Linked DNA regions of Mus musculus: all the other regions are linked to region 3. Evidence: chromatin contacts called from ENCODE Hi-C or POLR2A ChIA-PET data. All regions are on one chromosome and are shown on one strand. Each heading gives the region's core, a stretch centred on a gene start or an enhancer-like site at or near the end of the contact. The rest is flanking DNA. Distances are from core to core; before and after follow the strand shown. Region 1 holds the start of Sec61a1 (Sec61 alpha 1 subunit (S. cerevisiae)). Region 2 holds the start of Eefsec (eukaryotic elongation factor, selenocysteine-tRNA-specific). Region 3 holds the start of Abtb1 (ankyrin repeat and BTB (POZ) domain containing 1).

Evidence for each region. Hi-C counts contacts between places; a loop is a spot of excess contacts on that map. ChIA-PET counts read pairs that join two places held with the same protein, here RNA polymerase II (POLR2A).
Region 1: a map of left cerebral cortex shows a loop between it and region 3 (9-fold over the local background). The contact joins the promoter of Sec61a1 here to the promoter of Abtb1 in region 3. A Hi-C loop is called at or near these places in 1 of 37 maps with a recorded cell type or tissue (left cerebral cortex). POLR2A ChIA-PET finds 5 or more read pairs at or near these places in 4 of 5 experiments (Patski and embryonic stem cell).
Region 2: a loop to region 3 is called in a map of regulatory T cell, with 4 times the contacts of the local background. The contact joins the promoter of Eefsec here to the promoter of Abtb1 in region 3. A Hi-C loop is called at or near these places in 2 of 37 maps with a recorded cell type or tissue (T-helper 17 cell and regulatory T cell).

What each region holds. Positions count from the first base shown.
Region 1 is chr6:88,516,845-88,520,183 of GRCm38, forward strand. It overlaps Sec61a1 (Sec61 alpha 1 subunit (S. cerevisiae)), which reads right to left and starts at 1,956. Exons shown (of 12, transcript NM_016906.4): 1 at 1,842-1,956; 2 at 1,527-1,594. The coding sequence starts at 1,848.
Region 2 is chr6:88,445,270-88,448,421 of GRCm38, forward strand. Eefsec (eukaryotic elongation factor, selenocysteine-tRNA-specific) reads right to left here and starts at 1,270. Exons shown (of 7, transcript NM_023060.3): 1 at 937-1,270. The coding sequence starts at 1,210.
Region 3 is chr6:88,840,155-88,843,402 of GRCm38, forward strand. It overlaps Abtb1 (ankyrin repeat and BTB (POZ) domain containing 1), which reads right to left and starts at 1,781. Exons shown (of 12, transcript NM_030251.3): 1 at 1,615-1,781; 2 at 684-746; 3 at 556-611. The coding sequence starts at 1,670. Podxl2 (podocalyxin-like 2) reads right to left here. Exons shown (of 8, transcript NM_001347327.2): 8 at 2,403-2,822. The coding sequence ends at 2,613. Gm15612 (predicted gene 15612) reads left to right here and starts at 2,700. Exons shown (of 3, transcript NR_045880.1): 1 at 2,700-2,942.

The sequences.
Region 1 (3,339 bases), core at 706-3,205, 320 kb before region 3:
CCAACGTGCCATCTTATCACACAAGAACTCAGCACCTAACGAGGGGGAAGCAACACCATTCCACAGGAATCAGAGGCAAGCAGTGGAGTGAATGTGTACACGGACTATCTACTGTGCTGATGATGGACACCAGACACAGGGCCTCATGCCTGCCGCTAGCCACTTTCCCAGCCCAGGTAATGAAACTGTTAGAAAACAAAAAGGATACACATTTTTCAAGACTACTTTAAATGAGCAAGCCTCGTCTCCTGGTCAATTTAAAAGCAAAACATCCAAAGCTTTTCATCTAAGTCCTAAATCATCTGCCTCTGAAGCAGCTGCAAACTCACACTCATTCAGTACCATGATTTGCCCCCTTTCCTGCACGGCTCCCAAGTCACACTCCAGGCCCCTCCCCTACTGCCAAGGCCACTTATCTGCCCACCTGACTCACCGGAACCTTTACATTTACAACCTACCTACCATCCACAGGCACTATATTATATATTTCCCATCTCCCTTGTTCTGCCAGGCCAAGGTCACAGGTCTATGAAGAAAGAATGTAAAGCGTGGGACTTGGGTTTCTTGGCCCTCGAGCCAGAATCTCTGCACTGAGGTGGAACAGATAAAGTTCTGAACATCATCCTGGCAAAGGCAGCAAGGGTACTGCAAGGCATTTGCATAGAACTATGGAAAGTAAAAACTAAATTAGAAGCACAAAGTATCCATGTGAATGCCAACTACAAATGCCAGATGTGAATATATGACAGTCTGAAAAAAAAAAAAAAACCCAAAATACCAAAAAAAACAAAACAAAACAAAAAAAACCCCAAAACCAAAACCAAAAAAAACACCAAAAACCAAACCAGGAACACAAAGTAGATTTACTGTTTTCTGAGCCCATGGGCCTGGACTTTCCTTCACCGGGCACTCTCACACTAGGAACATTTATTCTTGGGCCGAAGCTGCCTGCCACAGAAATTCTGATTAAGATTCACATTAAGCATTAAGGTGCTACAGTTCTCTCCTTCCTTGTTTTAGAGCACCTGCTGTCAATGGCAGCAGACTTCACTAGTGCATGTAAACTCGATGCTGGGGCAGCATACATTCAAATAAAAACCACAAACACGTTCATATCGATTACACGACTCGATTTTTCCTTTGGAAACCAGATACCGAAGTCACCTCCCACACGAAACAAACACCCCATCATCTGCTCCTGCTGGAGGTGAAGAACGGAGGGTAACTCAATCTGGGATCCTAACTGAGGTCTTAATCAATCACTGCTCAGACCCACTTTCGGACTAGGCAAACCTGAGGCTTTGTTAACCACTATCCACTAAAGATGCTCCTAACGAGACAAGGTGTTGGGAGAATTCCCACACAACCGGGTCACCTTTCAACGGCTCCCGTGAGTATCCCAGCACACACAGCTACACTCCAGAGGGGCAGTTTTCACTCGGTGTGCTGAGGCCATTTTTAATTGTACTGTAAACTCCCAGCGCCCAATTTTGCAAGTCTTCTTTGACCACCATCTGGGGACTTACCTTTCTCTCTGGCTTCTGAATTTCCGGCAAGATGACACAGAATGGCTTGATGACTTCCAGAAATTTGACTTTGATGGAAGAAACAGAAAGAGAAGGAGTTAGGTACGGAGTAACTTGAGGGCACCTGAGGGAGCCCGGCACGATGAGAGCCGGGCGTGGGCGTGCGGGGACCCAGAAGGCTCGGTCTAGGGGCGCGGGAACGAGTCCCCCAGGCAGGCCGCGTTCCGCCAGGATCGGGAAGCACGGCGGGCGAGCGCCCAAACGGGGAAAGGCGACGCATCCTGGCTGCGCCGGGGTGGCCCCCAGGAAACTCACTCGCCATGGCGGCGGCTGATCCGACTACACGCCCGGCCCCGACTGCGCTCCACTTCGAGTGAGGAGGCGCTGCTAGCTCCGGAGCGCGCTTCCTCGACCGAGAGACACGTCAGTGATAGCCCGGCGGCGAGCGGCGCGGCGAGGCGGGGCCGGGGATGGGCCACCGGCCGCTTCCGCTTCCTGCCACGCGCGCCCGCCGCGCCGCCTGCGCCAAGACCACAACTCCCGGCATGCAGCAGGAGCAGAGAGGCTGTCGGGAAGACGACTGTCGGGCCACACCGGAACTGGGCGTGTGCAGCTGCGCAGACTCTCCCGGAAGTGAGGGCCAAATCAGCCCTTGTTACTAGTGGACGCTTCGTGGTGGTGTTGGCCCTACGAAGCAGGCGATTCGGCTTTCCGTGTCGGTGGCCCTCAGTACCAGTGATAGCATGTCGCGACCCAGTAGGCCTCAGCTGCTGCTCGTCACGCACGACAGAGCAGCAGTGTGCTGAATCCTACCCTGCATGGCTTACCCTACCCTACAATACCCTCCTGGGTGCTGTAGGCTGCCTCCAAGGATGTCTGAGCTCATGCATTTGAGGACGTTCGGCAAAGGCCGGGTCTGGCGGCTCTGGGTGGGCTTTGGCGCAGCGCATTCCAAGAAGGCCTTTGGAACTGGAGAGTTAGGAGAGATGAAGAAACCGAGCCAAGCCTTGCAGCCCCATATCTTCAGGGAAAAGAATACATCTGGGCTGGAGGAAAGGGTGTGCGAAGGGGACTGGGCAAGGTGGGGCAACATGAAACTTACTCTTTAGTGGGATCTCTGATCTCAGTGCTGTGTGCTGTCTGAAATCGACTTCTTGCTGTGCACCCTGAGTGCTGAGTTTCATGCAGCCAAGTCCTGACTTCAACGGAGAGGTTTGCTGTGGCCACGTCCTTAGAAACATTCTAGACAGCCAGCCCCATGTCATTGATAGGACATTTATATTTAATTTGGCATTAAGTTGCATGTGCGTACACAAATATAGATGGGTTTAGGGGAAAGCACTAAGTCAATATACTTAGCACAATGTGAGGTTTTTGTTTTCGATTCTTTAAGCTAGGTCTCTAGGTAGCCCTCGATACCACTATGTAGACTAGGCTGGCTTCAGATTCACAGAGATCCCACCTGACTGCTCTGAGTGCTGGGACTAGCCGTGCATGTGCCACCACAGCAGGCCACAATGTGAGGTTTTTGAAACAGAGGTGCAGTGTTTTTGCATGTACACATTTTAAAGATTTAATTATTAAATATTAGAGACAGATGCCTAAAGAGACAATAAAATCTAAATGAAGTTTTGATTAAGTATTTCTTTGAGATTTATTTTTATTGTTTCTGTGCTCACGTAAGTATGATAACAGGTGCCCTTTGAAGGTAGAAGAGGGAGCCACCTGTCATGGGTATTGAGAACTGAACTCAGGTCCTCTGGAAGAAAAGCAAGCGATCTTAACCGCTGAGCCATCTCTCTGAACCCCTGAC
Region 2 (3,152 bases), core at 20-2,519, 400 kb before region 3:
TATGGGGTTCTGTTCTTAGATTTAAGTGTAGTTAAATGGGTTTGCAAAAGGAATTTAAAAAGACATAGCAACAGTTTCCTGTAGACGAATGGGAGGGGTCACGCTGAGCAAGGAAGGGAGGTTACAAGACCTTTTATTTATAATGGCCTATTCCTAAGTGGCCTGTAATTAAAGACTAATTAAGTGGTACAGATCCTAGAAGCAGATTTTAGCAGTGCCCATCATGACTGAAAACACGCAGGCCCTTTGCCTTAGCTAGTTCACACATAACTTATCCTGTTACACTAGTGCACATCCCAAAACCTTCTGGGCTAGAGTTATTCACTGCATTATGAATAGCAGCCAACTCTGGGAAAGTCACGAGGGTCAGTCAAGAAAATGTTGGTATAAAAGTACAAAGGAACTTTATGTGTAGATATAGTCTCCAGACAGTGATGGTTTGTGTATAAAGGGGACTGGGGGATGAGATCCTGAGAGAGCCTAGAGCACTTGCCTCTTATCAAGGCACTAGGCTCTACCCACTACCCCAACCGACCACAAGTAGTACAACAGAAGGAAAAAAACAGGATCTTTCATTTCTGCACCTTGTCTGCGTTTCTGTGTATGTTTCCTGAAACCATCCATACACACAGGAAACTGAGAGCAGTGTTTGGGACAGAGAACCAGGAGACCAAAGGACAGGTACGTGGTGACTTTTTTTTTTTTTTTTTTTGAAACTTGTATACACCCTTTTTGCAGGGTTTGTTTCTTTGGATCATTTTTCTAGGAAAGCATCTCGGTGCACGGCAGTGAAGGTGAGAACTGTGTCCGCGTCTGCGGGCTGTGAGTTCGAGACCACAAGCCTTCCGGGCTGGTGGCCAGGCCTAGGCTGTCAGGCCGCCATCCATCCCGCGAGCTCGGACCCCGAGCCCGGCTCCCGCCCCGGCCCGCGCTCACCGCCAATGATGGTCCGGATGAGGGAGGCGTGCCCGGGGCAGTCGACCAGTGTGACCTGCAGCAGCGTGTCGCTAGAACCGGGTTCTGCCCCCGGCAGCGGCACGACAAAACAGGAGAAGCCCAGGTCGAGCGTTATGCCGCGCTCGCGGCTCTGCGGCTGCTTGTCGAAGGCAGCAGTGGAGGCCGTGGTGCTCAGCGCGCGCGCCAGCGCTGTTTTGCCACTGTCGATGTGACCCAGCACGCCCACATTCACATTTACCCGCCGGCCGGCCATCCCGCCGCTGCCTCTCACGCCGTCGCCTGAGCGCCAGCCCCGCGGTCCGCCTGCTAAGCCGCACCCCCCCGCAACCCGCGCTGAGCGCACCGGTTCCGGCACGGAAGCTTCCGCCCTCGGGCGCCCACAGCCCTATGGCAGAGCGCACACAGGGCGGGACAAGAGCCGGCCTGCTACCTGGGTTTGCTGTCATCCGGCTCCCCACGCCACAAAGTCTCGCCAGTCTGAGATTAGGGATTCCTCCTTCCATCCATTCATCCATCCATGCATCCATCCATCCATCTCACCATCTATCCATCCATTCTTCCTTCCCTCCCTCCTTTCATCATTCCACTCACCCAGTCCATCCACACATCCCTTCCTCTATCCCTCCATACACACTCATCCATCCGTCCATTCATTTCTGTCAGCCTTTATTTTTTTGTTTGTTTGTTTGTTTGTTTTTTGTTTTTTTCAAGACAGGGTTTCTCTGTATAGTCTTGGCTGTCCTGGAACTCACTTTGTAGACCAGGCTGGCCTTGAACTCAGAAATCCGCCTGTCTCTGCCTCCCAAGTGCGCCACCACCGCCCGGCTGTCAGCCTTTATTAAGTGCAGACTGTATACACTTTACTGGGATGTGGTGATCGACATTATTTGCTGTGAAAACAGGAGTAAGTAAAACCCAAGACCAGTTGCCAAGCCAGACTATCTGGAAAGGACAGAGATGGGAAGGCGGGGAGCCTAGTGAGGAAGATACCCTCAAGGACTGTCACTAGACGTCCAGTGCAGACTGAGAATTGACCATCAGAAACCTGGAAGCACTGTGAAAAGAGGAAGAGGTCCTCGTTGATTCAGGGGAGGGGAGGTGGGGGTGGGGACGGGACAAAAACCTCACTTTGAAGTCTAGGCTGCCATGAGGAGCTGCAACTTAACTGTTGTGTATGAACTTGAATGTGTCGTGAGTGCTATACCAACCAGCCTCTGTAACCCCCTTCAGGCATTGAAAGGTGCCTAGAACCATGAAAGAGGTCACAAGCCTAAGTGGTTGCTCTGGCAAAGGATAAAAGCCTAGGAAAAGAAGGGACTTGGGGCCTCACAGGGGAGGAATGGCACTGGAGAGCTGAATGGCACTGCTCTCATGTAAAGGGGGTGGGGCTTGCTGGCCCAACATTCCCAGCCTTCCTTTTTCTAGGGCAGGAGGGGTTGCGGTTTGCAAGTGAATTGGTTTACACGGGCTTGTGTGCTAAATGCTTGGGCCCCAGCTGGTGGTCTGTCTTATGAGATGAAGCTTAGCAGAAGGCAGTAGTCGCTTCCTGTCCACCATGAAATGAGTAGTTCAGTCAGGCTGCTCCGTTCTGCTGTCACCAGGACAATATACTGCTGTGCTGCCACAGGCTAGGGGGATCAAGCCCAAGAGACCATGCACTGAAATCTCTAAAACCATGAAGTCAAACTAAAGTCTCTTTCTCTCTTTGTCTGTGTAGCTGTTTCATCACAATGATGCAGCCTAACATAAAGCCTGACTTCAGAGTGCTGACAAATATTTTAGCCTTTGTTGATAAAAAATTCCCTCCTGAGGGGAGTAGCAAATGACATCTACCCACTCTTCCTAAGGTTCCAAGGACAAACCAAAAAGGCAGTACGACAACAATTCTTCTTAGGATTGAGTTTATCCGGCTTACTTATAAACATGGGTGAGAGGTAAGGAGTGTTGACGACCACAGAGCAGCTGCACTGGAAAGTTTTCTCATAGCATAAACTATGGCTTCCCCTCTTTCTTCCTCCTAATCTACACTAACCTATATACTCTACCTCCTCCCTGACGTCCTGAGGCCAACGTACAATTAGGGCTGGATTGAATACCATGGCTAGGAGGAGGGGCCAGACACTCAGGTGAGGATCCAGTGACCCAGCTGAGGTCTTCCTCCTAGGAGGGAATGTCATCGGTCCACAGGCCTGACC
Region 3 (3,248 bases), core at 531-3,030:
GTGGCTAAGCACAGGGACTTGAAAGAAGCGGGAGATGCATAGATCTAGGAAGGAACTCCAGTCTAAGCAGGAAGTACTGCAACTGAGAAGACCCTGAGGTAGGAGATGGGTAGGTCTAGTGGGGCAGCCAGCAGGTGGGAGACCCAAGGAAGGCAAAGTGAGAGGAGGTCAGAGTGGGTCTCACAATGTAGCCCTGACTAGCTTTGAACTTAAGATAATCCCTGTCTCGACTTTTCTCTCTCCCAATAATTTAATTGCAGGTGTGGGCAACCATGCCCACGTGCTTTTATCCCAAACACTCCCATCAGCTTTGCTGTGGAAAGATCCTCCTGCCTGCAAATATGGAGATCAGAGAGTCAGTTTAGCAGACCAATGGTGGTACAGTACAGGAGACAGCCCCAGAACTGGCCTGGGTGTCAAGGGTAACGTGAGAAAGTGGATAGAGGGTTAGAGAGTACTATGTGTTGACTTTAGGGAGTTAACAAGAAATCAAGGGTGCATACAAACATGGAGCAAGGTCTCAGAGCTTACAGGCAGACCCTGACCCTCTCTCACCATTAGCCAACAGGTAGCGCACCAACTCCTCATGCCCACAGAGGCAGGCATAGTACCTAGGAAAGGGGGAAGCTGTCAGTAGGGTAGGCCCACCCTGCCCACCCAGCTACCCCACCGCTCACACTCACAAAGGGGTGCTGTCCCACTTATCCCGCACGTTCACCTCCACGTCTCGCTGCTCCAGCAGGTACCTGGGCAGGAAGTTCAAAGCCTGGGTCAGAATTGCTTCTCATCTGGGAGAGAGACAACCAGGAAGGGGAAGGAGGCCACATCTCTCTGGGCTAGGGAATGCCTCTGAGAAGGGTAAGGCCTGGGACTACACAGGTCTGCAAGGGTCTGCAACTGTGAGTTGGGTGATGGCTTCATGGACAGAGGCCAAGCCCCAGGTTCAGAAGGCTGAGAATTTGGTCTTTTAATATCTGGGAGAGAGAAGGTGATGGGGCCCCTAATTCAGCCTGGGGAGCCAATGGCAGGGAAGTCAGAAGAAAGCTGATGCAGGCACTGGGGGCGGGGAAGGAGGGGAACAGAACAGATCTATGGAAGAAGTGGAAAAAACAATTGATAAAATGTTGAGGAGAAGAGGTCATGAACCAGAAAGCGATCACTGGGACATGGCAGCCCAAGGAGGCTATCTGAGGCAAGACCTGAACTCTCAGAGCTGCATTCAAATTGAGGGACGGATCATTAACTCTGAGGTGGCATCTGGTGTCGGAGAGAGCTGCAGCTTGGTCACATCTGTTGAGGACCAGGGGACTTGGAAGGAAGGGCCATGGGAGAAAGGAGTCTATCAAAGAAAAGGGTCAGGATCCTTCTCTTCCCTGCCTGCCCACGGAGATCACGGTCTCGGCGCCAGGCTGGTAACTGGCTGCACCAGCGGCGCCTGCGCCTCTTGGAACCTCCACGGAGAGGAGTCGTTTCCCTGCACCGAGCTAAGTAAGGGACCTAGAGCCCGATCTCCCTGACTCGGTCAGCTTCGGGAGCCCCACGGCGCCCAACCCCACACCCGTGCCCGATAAGCCCTGCGGACGCCTGCCCGCCTCCTGCACTTCAGGTTCTCACCGCACACGGCCCACGTCCCCTTTCCTGCAGCTGGCAAACAAGTCGCTGGTATCCATGGCGAAAGAGACTGGACCCCCGGCCGAGTGATCTCGGGAGTCGTCTGTGCCCGGCCGGATGTAAACACTCACCGCCCCGCCCCTCGCGGCACGGCCTAGCTATGCCCGCCTGCGACTCCGCAGCGGCGCCTGCCGCCCGGAGGACCGTCCGGCCCGAACCCCGCCCTCGCATCCAGAAGGCCGCTCCCCAAGGCCGCACCCAGTAACCTTAACCACGCCCACTTAGCCTCTGGGGACTTCTAGCCTTCACCCCGCCCACCCGTCTAGAGGACAACTCAATTCCCCCAGGTTCCGCCCACTCGCCCGAAGAATAGCTCACTACCAAGACCCCGCCTCCTCAGAAGAGCTTCACCGGAAGAGCAGTTCGCTGCAGGCCCCGCCCACATTTCTTGGGATCCGTTCTGAAAACAGCACCTCCCACAGGCTTGGAACGCTTGTCAGTCCTGAGTCTAGCTCGGTTCAGGTCCCGCACATCAGGCCGAGGCCTCGCCCACCAGGACTTTTCCCAGCCTACTTCAGGCTCAGCCCACCCGGCCTGGTTCCACCCAGATGACCTTATACTCCCTACCCTCCGCCCACATATCCCTAACCACGCCCACAAACTCCATGAAATTCCCAGCCCACCCGTCCTTGGCCACGCCCAGCCAGCCTCCCTTGCCCCACCTACTCCTCCAGGCCCATCCCACCCACTCCCCGGAGTGCAGCCCTCGGAAGGCAAAAAACAGGCGTGGAGGCGGAGCGGCCCGCGCGTCTTAGCGGCTTTAATGGAGTCCTGGCGCGGGGAGCGCGCTGGCCTCGGGCAAGCGCTCGGGGCCGGGCAGGGCGGGGTGGGAGCTGCGCCGCGGTCGCCTGCTGCGGTGGGGAAGCATAGTGGTCCGCGTGGAGGACCGGGAGGGGCGCGGGGCCGTGGCGTCGGGCAGTCTCGCGCCCGTGGCCCGGCGCTCACAGGTGAGTGTCCTCCTCGAACACGTCCGAGTCCTCAGGGTCGCGTTTGCTGCCCATGAGCGCGCTCCAGCTGCTCGGGCCGTTGATGGCCCCACCGTTCAGGCTGGGCTGCTTCTCCTGCATCTCCGACTGGCTGTCGCTGGCCACGTCCAGCGTGGGATTGTCGTGGCAGCCGTTCTCCACGAAGCGCAGCTCCTCACCGTGCGACTGCAGCAGCAGGAGAGAGCGCTAGGCGCGCACAGTGGTTGGCCACGCCAAGCCCCCAGGGTACTACTCCCTTGGGGCCCAGGATACAAGTGCCTGCAACTCAAACCTAAACCTCTGCAGGTAAACCCTGTGACCCCCTTGGTGTCACTTGATCCCTTCCAACAGCGCATTATACATGAGACAGCCCACTCAAAGCATACGAGATAGGGCAGAATGTGCAGGGCCTGCCCCCTTTCTCTTGTGCAGGTTGCAGGAGCCTTTGGCTTCTAGGACTGAGGGGAGCAGCTGCTCTCAAGCCTTGCAGAATGGGGCACTGGGGTTAGGAAGAGCTGGAGGAGAGGAGGGATCCCTTGGTGAGACTTAACTCCCCCTCACTGTGTATCTCCTCGAAGACCAGGCTCAGAGAGGGTAGATGGTGGCACTGAG